Linked DNA regions of Mus musculus: all the other regions are linked to region 1. The links are chromatin contacts, found by Hi-C or POLR2A ChIA-PET in ENCODE. All regions are on one chromosome and are shown on one strand. The core of a region is the stretch at or near the end of the contact, and the rest is flanking DNA. Distances in the headings are between cores, read along the strand shown.

The links. A loop is a pair of places that touch in the nucleus more often than their neighbours do. ChIA-PET counts read pairs that join two places held with the same protein, here RNA polymerase II (POLR2A).
Region 2: POLR2A ChIA-PET joins it to region 1 with 10 read pairs in Patski. The contact joins the enhancer-like site here to the promoter of Sipa1l2 in region 1. POLR2A ChIA-PET finds 5 or more read pairs at or near these places in 2 of 5 experiments (Patski and embryonic stem cell).
Region 3: a loop to region 1 is called in a map of left cerebral cortex, with 2.1 times the contacts of the local background. The contact joins the enhancer-like site here to the promoter of Sipa1l2 in region 1. A Hi-C loop is called at or near these places in 1 of 37 maps with a recorded cell type or tissue (left cerebral cortex). POLR2A ChIA-PET finds 5 or more read pairs at or near these places in 3 of 5 experiments (all embryonic stem cell).

What each region holds. Positions count from the first base shown.
Region 1 is chr8:125,568,261-125,571,303 of GRCm38, forward strand. It overlaps Sipa1l2 (signal-induced proliferation-associated 1 like 2), which reads right to left and starts at 1,603. Exons shown (of 22, transcript NM_001357372.1): 1 at 1,395-1,603.
Region 2 is chr8:125,414,831-125,417,820 of GRCm38, forward strand. No RefSeq gene overlaps it. Among named protein-coding and RNA genes, the nearest start is that of Gm30713, 30 kb to the left of the region's middle. Within about 2 kb of position 1,506, at least 1 of the 3 ENCODE cell types and tissues checked has a DNase peak (open chromatin) inside an H3K27ac peak, as active enhancers do.
Region 3 is chr8:125,316,407-125,319,207 of GRCm38, forward strand. No RefSeq gene overlaps it. Among named protein-coding and RNA genes, the nearest start is that of Gm30713, 68 kb to the right of the region's middle. Within about 2 kb of position 1,270, at least 1 of the 3 ENCODE cell types and tissues checked has a DNase peak (open chromatin) inside an H3K27ac peak, as active enhancers do.

The sequences.
Region 1 (3,043 bases), core at 353-2,852:
TGTCTATCATACCCAAGCCTATAGGTTTAATTCCCAAATCCGACCCCCTGAAAAAAAAAAGTACTTAACCCAGAATGTAAGAATCTGCTGTGGCCACTGATCGGTTAACTAGAGGCACTAGTTTAATGACTAGACTGTACTAGTCATTAAAAAGCCGTGCTGGGAAGAGACAAGCCAGATCTCACCAGGGGAGAAGGAAACGCAGAGGTCCGTGACACAACCCTCAGTATGACTCAGGCAGACGCACTCAGCTACAGATCTTCCTCAAATGCTGCCGGTCAACCCTTAGGCATGAACAGCCTCACACGCGCCCAAAACTGAAGATAGACTATTCTTCCCCCCTCCCAACCACCCTCCACCCCCTGCAATAGATCCCATTGCTGCCTGTTCCGGAAACCGCTCCAGCTAGCCATAAACAGCATGTCGAAATCTATGCAGCTCTTATCACCAAACCCACCCAAGAACTCCACATTCTCCAAAGACATCAAGACCTCCGCGATGCAGAGCCCAGTAACAAGCAGCTCGCTCATTCGTAGTCACCTCTGGTCGCTAGAGATCAAAGCCCACTTTCCATATTTGAAAAAAGAAATATAATAACCAGTTTAAGCCTTACAGGGGAGTACTATGTTTCAAATAAAGCAGCAGTTTGGGATAGTTTCTTCCTTTCATTCCAATTTGTAAGACGTTAAATAAATAAATAAATCCCAGCCTAGACTGCAGACGCAGGAAACTCAAGCGGGCAGCGGACTAAAATGCCTGTCATAAGAAAGCCATCTAGTGTTAAAGTTTAGAAGTGAAACCGCAGACAAAAGGAACATTTCTGGGACTATTTTGAAGTTACTGGGGAAAACCAATGAGAATAACCAAGACGCCCCGTTTTCTGCGGATGACTTGGGTTTTGGGGTGTTCTGCATTCTGCCTTTCCCCCTCGCTGTTTGGCCTTCTTTCTCAAAGCCATCCTTGCGCAGACCGAGGCAACTCCAAGCAGAACCCGAAGCGCCTAAGACCTGTTTTGACCAAAATCAGGTATCGCCCAGCCCCAATTCGTGAGGACGCACTTGCTGTCCGTTCGCCCGTGCTGACGTTGGCCCGGACTGAATTAATGTAGCCGAAGATGGTTAATGACGACAAACGTCTCCCCAAGGGGTGACGCCAAGTTGTCCTCGGCTTTCGCTCTCCGGGAGACGAGCCGAAATTGATTCTCGGGATTCTGCGACCAGGCTCAAATGAATGTGCCGGCGCTGCCGGTCGCTTCCCGACCGCGGTCCTCACCCGCGGAGACGCGAGCCCGCGCGTACAAAGGAGCGGGAGTCCCGGGGGAGCGGCCCGCAAGTTGCGCGCAGCCGGGCAGGTCCGGTCCCTGCGCCCTGCACCCCGCACCCCCCGGCACGCACCTCGGAGCCGCGGTCCTCTGGACCCCGCCAGGGCCGGCGCGCAGAAGCCAGGGCCTCGCCGCCCGCCGCCGTCCCGCGCTACCCATGGGCGCGCTCCCCGCGCGGCCGTTGCGCCCGCGGCTCGAGCTGTCGCCAGGCGCCGCGCTGCGTCCTCGGCCGCCCGGCTCCGTCTGCAGCCGGCTCCCGCCGCCGCCGCCCGCCCCGGCACCGCCCCCACGCGCTCCGCCCCCGCCTATTGGCCGGTGCCCCGAAAGACCCCACCCCGAGCGCGCCGCCCCCTCTCATTGGCCGGTGGCCGGACGGTCCCCGCCCCTAAAGCTCCGCCCACGCCCATTGGCCAACCGGACAGGCCCCGCCCCGAGCGCTCCGCCCACGCCCATTGGCGCGCCTCCTGGCCAGACTCGCCCCTCGCGGTCGGGCGCGCGCGAGCGCGAGCGTCCTCGGAGAGCGATTCTCCAGGTCGCGGCGAGCGCGAGGCCTCGGCTTACGGGGACAGGCGGCCGGCTTCGGAGTGCTCGCGAGCCCGGGTGCCCTCGGAACGACCGGTGCTCTCCGGGTGTGGACTCTCATTCGTACATGCTCGCACCATGTCCGGACCCTTGAGAGTCACCACGGCCTGGCGAAGCCCGAGGGACGGACTTGACGCAAAAGTGCAAGCTGTAGTCGCGCGGGCCGGGGAACCTGAGCCAGGAGCGATGCACGAGCGGGCCCACGCCTGCTCTCGGTGTTCCGGCCCTGTCTACCCCCTTTACCCCCAACCGCCGGGAGCCTCACCTGCGGCCGGCTGCAGAAGAGCGGCGTTGGGCTCTATTTTGAGATGCACGGGCAGGAGGAGTAAATAAGGCCGGAGCAGGTGGCAGAGCTGGCTCCACCTTACGTCCCCAGAGTCCTGAAATGGTTTGTTTGGGACTTTGAACTCCTCCCTGGAAGAGATAATGTTAATAATGTTATCTCTCCTTCCCTGTCGCAGTGCTTCCTACTACGAGCACACATCCTGGTGAAGTTTAAACAGTGGGTCCCCACCCAAGCTGCATTTCTCTGCGTGCACATTGTCCAATCTCTTATATATCATTTTAAATACAGGTGTAATGCGTAGGAATGGGCCTTGTAAAACATGCCAGCAACCTGTATATGACATTATGCTCCTGAGATTTCCAGGTTTTGAGGTCTTTCTGGATGGTCTCCCTATACCTACCGTTTGCAGAAGTTGTGTATGCATTCCACAAACATGAAGTCTGAGAAAAGTCCTGTGCTGCAGTGCTTTCTGGGAAACTTTTTACCAGACCCTGCTCTGTGCTTGGGGGTGAGGTGGGGGAGGGGGCAGATTAAACCGGGGCAGAGACTGTGGAATACAGCGCCAGAGAGGAAGGCAGGGCGTGGCTGCGGGCTCAGGTATCTTACAGAAACAAATATAAAATGCCTCTTTTGGCGAAGGTACGGAGATTGCTGGGGTTTCCAAGAAAAATACCAGCCATGAGGCATTCAACGGAGCTTGTCTAAAAGCCAGCGTGAGTCAGATTCCTCAGAAGTTAAGGGCGTTCTCTGCTTTTGCCAAGGACCTGGCTTCTGTACCAGGCTCTCAGTGGCAACTTACAACCATCTGTAACTCCAGGTTCAGAGGATCAGAGGCCCTCTTCTGGCTTCTCTGG
Region 2 (2,990 bases), core at 256-2,755, 150 kb before region 1:
ACAGTGCAGGGGTCAAAGGGAGATTCACATGAGCCCGGTGGGAGGAGCTCACTGTTTCTCGTCGGCTGTTCTGGCACTGGATGCTGTGCAAGACTCAGACAGATCCAAAAAAGTCCAGCCGTTCTCGGTTGACTCTGTTATCTGCTGAGCAAAGACTTGGACAACTTCAGAAGTTGGCAAATCTGGTGTCATCGAAGGATGAGTTGGATGGGGGAGGGGCTCGTGTCCAGGAGTGAAAGTGTGTGATGTTTGGGACTAGGGGAGAGAGCTCAGCCAGGAAAATGCTTGCTGTGTGGGTAGGGGGCTCCACTGTACCCCCAGAACCCACAATAAAGTCAGGTGTGAGGAGCGGGTGTGGCAGCAGTCCCAAGATGGCGCCCGGGACTGCAGCTAAGTTTTATGACTTGCACCTGACTTCCTCATACACCTGAAAATAAGCCACGACCATCATGAGAGCTGCGCAGGTGCACCATGCTGCTGGCGGTGTAAACAAGTCCATATTTGGTGGAGACATGCCCCTGCCACCCTGATTGGCTGAAGCTGTGTGCCTGGTGAGGTGGCGTGGCCTGCCGTGAGTGGATGGGGGCTGAGAGTATATAAGCAGACCTCCCTGGGTGCCCGGGGTCCCCATAGCAGCATCGAGGCATTCCTGCAATAAAGGCTGTTGAGAAGAATCCGACCGTGTTGTGTCTTCCTTGCCGGCCGAGGTGGCCGCAACAGTCAGGGTGATGACGTGCAGATACTCCCAGGGTTGGAGTTTGCTGGCCAGCCCCCCCCCCGAGCAGTGAGAGGCTGGCCTCACAGCCCACAAGCCGGATGGCATCCGAAGCACATCAGATGAGGTTGTCCTCTGGCTGCCACACACATTACATGTTACCTACAAATGTGACATCTGAGGTGACACCTGCTGAAGTCTTGCATGTGCCTAATTTTCAGGCAGCTCAGCATCTGGCTTATTTGGAGTCTGCCAGTGAAAAGCAGGCGTGTTTCTCTGGTTTGGGTACACATCTACTACTGTTTTCTTTGCTGTGACAGTTATTTCCTGCTTTCTTTCCTCGGAGCAGGCCCCGGGCTTGTGTGCATCCCTAGAACGAGGTCCTGGTTTTTAGTTTCCACATGAAAACTTCACATGCATCGAAAGGACGGACCTAGATTCTTTCTAACGTGTAACCCACAGTCTGTGCAGGCAGCATTGCCTGGGGCCTCCCTCACCTCCATCTGGGATGCTAAGAGCGCAGGCTGACTCGGTTTCCAAGGATCCAGAGCTACTTAATGGTCTCCCGAGGCACAAACTGAATGAAGCAGAGCTGGTGTAGGATCCTTCAGAAACTTCTCACAAGTGCATTCATTTACAGTGAGGTGGCACAGTTGCCACTGGGGTCAAGAGGGACACAGAGGTTTGGCTAGATGATTCATCTCCAAGGAGATGGAGCTCTCCGTTTGACTGGAAGCACAGTCAGCTCCAAGAGGAACCTCCACAGCTTCCTTCTCCAAACCAGAGAATGAGCCGGTGCCTCCCTCCTCACTGAGGGTTGGCTCTGAGTCAGCTTCAGGAGTCTCAGGCTACTGTTTCGCAAGGGCACGTGACTTATCCAAACACTCTGCCACCATCACATGATTCTGTCTCCTAGCGCCTCTGCACAGGAGTGTTGGGATCACAGATGCCTGCCACTGCGTCCAGCAGTCTGTATGGGTTCCACAGACAGAGCTCAGGCCATCAGGTGTGAACGGCTAGTGCCGTTACCTGCTGAGCCATCTCCCTAGCCTGCATGCCTTCATGCTCACAGGCGGCCATCTCTCTAGTTGTAGGCTTTGCAGGTTAGAAGTTGTGGCGTCCATGGCCTGATGCCCTCCCTGGTGAATGACCTGTAATCAAACTGCATTTGGATGGACGGGTGGGGTCCTGGGCTGCTTCTACCTCATTGATAACCGAGCAGCTCAGCAAAACAGGCTTCTGCCGTTGCCCTTTGATGGCAACTTGTGTTTTTAATAAGCCTTCTCCGTAGTACAGGGGAAAAAAAACCCACTATGCTAATTACTTTCAACTGCCACAGACTGGGAAGGTTTTGACACACAACTGTTCACCCCACAAGGTGAGAAACAAGCACCTGCTTAATTATTCTGAAATCAAAGATATTTCCTTTATTGGCCTGATTCCAGTATCAGTTTGTAGGAGTGCGTCCTCACAGCAAGTTAACATGCGTGGTTAAGAGGTGTCGGTCACCAAGCCTGTTTAGCCCACTGCGAAGCTGTGCAGAGCTACCTGTACCCCAGGGGCAGGAAGCCATGGTTGGCTAACCTGGATACGGGGAAACATCACTTTTGAAAAGTAATGGACCACAGTCACCTTGCCTGTGTGTGAGGCATGGCTCAGGACTTGACAGATGACTCTACTCTGGTCTTAGACACATGAGGGAAGACTTAACAACCTCAAGAAGACACTGCTGTCTTGGACCACGGTGATGCGTAAAGTTGGGATGGCTCTCCAGCTGTTTTCATCTGGAGCCTTTATTTTCTCTAAGGCACGCTCACCCGACCTGCTTGGCTGCACTCTAAAGATCATACCTGCTCTAGATCAAAGACTTGGATCAGTTGTGCCCCAGGTCCTGGACAGACACATGGCTGTCATGGCTAAGCTTTCAAACATGTGGTTCCGGCTAAGTTTCTGCTACTGTTTTGTCTGTCGTACAACTGCCTTACAAACAACTCTGAATTCCTGGAGGAAACACCAACTTATAAGTTGGATGTGGTGGCACGAATCTGCAAGTCCAGGTCTCCGGTGCTGAGGCAGGAAGACTGAGCTCAGGCAAACCTGGGTTGTATACACACACACACACACACACACACACACACACACACACACACACAGTGAGCCCAGGCTTAAAACCAACTGACTAATGAGGAAGCTTGAGCAAGATTTCACCCCAAGTCGAAGTTTATCTGCTCATACAATGGGAAACACCAGAGCCTTCTGAGGACAGACACTCTCG
Region 3 (2,801 bases), core at 20-2,519, 250 kb before region 1:
GTAAAACAGGTTTGTTTGTGGTGGTGCCGTTATAACCTCAGTGGTGGGGAGGTGAAGACAGGATTCCGGGGGTGCACTCTGTGCTCCTGGTGGTAGGGAAGAGTGAGCACCCTCCCTTTGGGATACACTGTAGCTCTTTCAGAAAGCTGTATCTAGATGTCATGTCTCAGAGGCCCTTCTGGGAGTACAGCACTACTCTCAGGAGGCCTTGGCACTGGAGAGGGCAGAACCCTTGCCTTTCTTCTGTCCTACCTATGTCCTTACAGGGTGCTGTCAGGTTCTAGGGCTCTGTGGTTTCAGATACCTTGAGTCCCAATTACTGGGACTATTGATGCTGGTTAGCTGGAGCTAAGAAATTAGCGGTGATTAAGAAAAGACCAGCATCATTGAGGTGACATCTTCTGGGAAGTGTTTTCTGAAAGCACAAAGAGGCTGTGTTCCAGAGATGGCCAAGGTTGTACTCCTGCTGCAGTGGGACTTGGTAATATGTAAGGGTCACCCAGGTGGTACTGGTTTTGAAGGCATGAAGGGGTCACGCAAAGCAGCTGAGGCTCGGCACTGTGAGAGGCCATGGAAGGCCATTGGTGAAGGTGCAGCCTCAGTTGCAATTGAAGGCCCAGGACTGAAGGGGTCATGCAGTGTTTTGGAGATGCCAGTACCATGAGATGACCACCAAGAGCAGCAGCAGCAGTGGAGTACAGGCATCTGGAGCCTAGAGGATGACTCGTGTGCTACACAGGGCATGGCTGGAGAAGTGACCCAAGCCCTTGGAGGAGCCCAGAAGATCGTGAGTTGGATCCCAGACATTGGACGGTTAGAGATTGACTTTTGCTTTTGATTGTGACTGTGCCCTGATATTTTCCCTGTTGAAGGAAGAAACTGTTTTAGTGGAGCCCACAGTTAAAGAGACTTTTAATTGTAAAAAGACTTTGAATTTTAAGAGATTGAAATTTTAAGAATATGTAAAGACTGTGGGACTTTTAAAGTTATTTAGATCTTGATACCATTGACCACTAGAAGGCTTGCTTTTCTATGAACCGGCTAGCTAGGACTGAAGGGGAGGGGTCCTTCCACATGGATGGAAAGCCCTGGGAAGGTAAGGGGTGCCAGGACTTCAGCTGGCATGCCAATAGCGGAGGTTGACAATGACCAGGTGGGACTATGTATGTGTTCACAGGGAAATAAAACCCAGAGCCATCAACTTCTGTGAGGTCAAAAGGCTGTGTTTGTCTAGCTTGGCAAGGTAGGGAGCTGGTTGAGGAGCCAGGGCCATCTGGACTGGCTCAGTGTGCGGTGCCTGTCCCTGAGAGTACATCAGGATGTAAGGGAGGCAGGCGGTCATAGAGTATGCCAGCAAATCTTGGAAGGTGTCATTCATAAAATATTGAATGGCCAAGGAGGTGGCACACAGGCCACATGGTAGTGACAGGTTCTAGGGGGGAACTGGATGGAAGGGGACCTCCATTCATTCCTGACTCATCCGGCTCGGGCTGGATGCCCGTGGACTCTAGTCGTTGTGGACATGAGCCATGAAGCCAATCCAACAATCTGAGAGCAGAAGCAAGCTCTGGCCAGGGATGGCTACTCTGTGAAGTAGCTTACATGCCAAGCTCTGGGCTGGGATGGTCACTTCGTGAACCATAAGCATTCTTTGCGGCAATGTTCTGTGTTACTTCGGGACAACATTCAGTGGATTCTCAGCCAAAAGCAGAATGATAGAGAGACTTTAATCCTACAGACATTTTCAGGGGCTTCTAAACTTGTTGAAGACATTGGGTTCATAGCATGATCTTACAGGGAGGGGGGCAAGTGACAGGCAGGAGACAGGAGCTGGTGTCAATTCTATGAAGAAAGGTACATCCTTGGGTTTTGCAGACTGTCCACCATATAGGAGACAGCCACAGATTTATGAGTGCAGACTCCATGCAAAGTCATAGCCCTATGGAAACATCCCTGAGGCACCACCTATCTTCTCTGCAGATATCCCTCTGATACTGATCTCCTTGCTCCAGAGCCTTCCAAAGCACTTCTCAGTGTGTCCTGTGCAGCTCCAGCTAGAAGAACAGTGGTCAAAGGCACCTAGACTCCTAAGTCCCCAGTTTCCTTGAAGATAGCTTCCTCTTGACACCTTTCTTGCAGTCTGACATTAGGACCAACGACTTGTATGGCTCCCCCAGGGTCTTCAAACCTGGGTGGATTTATTACCCTTGTTGGATCTGAGCACACAGAGAGACAAGATGGGTGGCAGAGAGAGGTGGGTACAGAAGATGGGCAGAGGTGCCATGGAGGGTTAAATAGCTTTTGATTTTCATCCAGCTCCCCTCTTTCTGAATGGCCAGTCTCTGACTTGTGGTCTACTCTGTCTCTGGGCTCTGTGAATCATCTTGGTAGCTGCCACCAAAAACATTGTAACTTTCATGAGTAAGAACATTTCTCAGACTATGTGATCACAGACAGAGATGGAAGGCCTAGTGAGCCTGTGCATTCTATGGGTGCTGTGAGATTCCAACACCTAGTGATCTTTCTGAGCAGTACTCCTGACGTGTTTATAAAAAGATAAAAAGAGATAAGGGGATTTGTTCATGGTGAGGTATGGGGGAAGAGGGTGTCTTAGGAGGCCCATGCCGAGGCATCCTTTCCCCCTGAGGGACCAGCCACATGATGGTATAGTACAGAATAGGGTTTATTCAGGGCATGGGGAGGGGAGTTAAGAGGGTAGTAGAGGCGGGGAAAGACAGAAAGAGAGTAGAGAAGTAGAGGCCAGCCATGAACATGTGGAAAGAAGGGGAAGGAAATGGGGA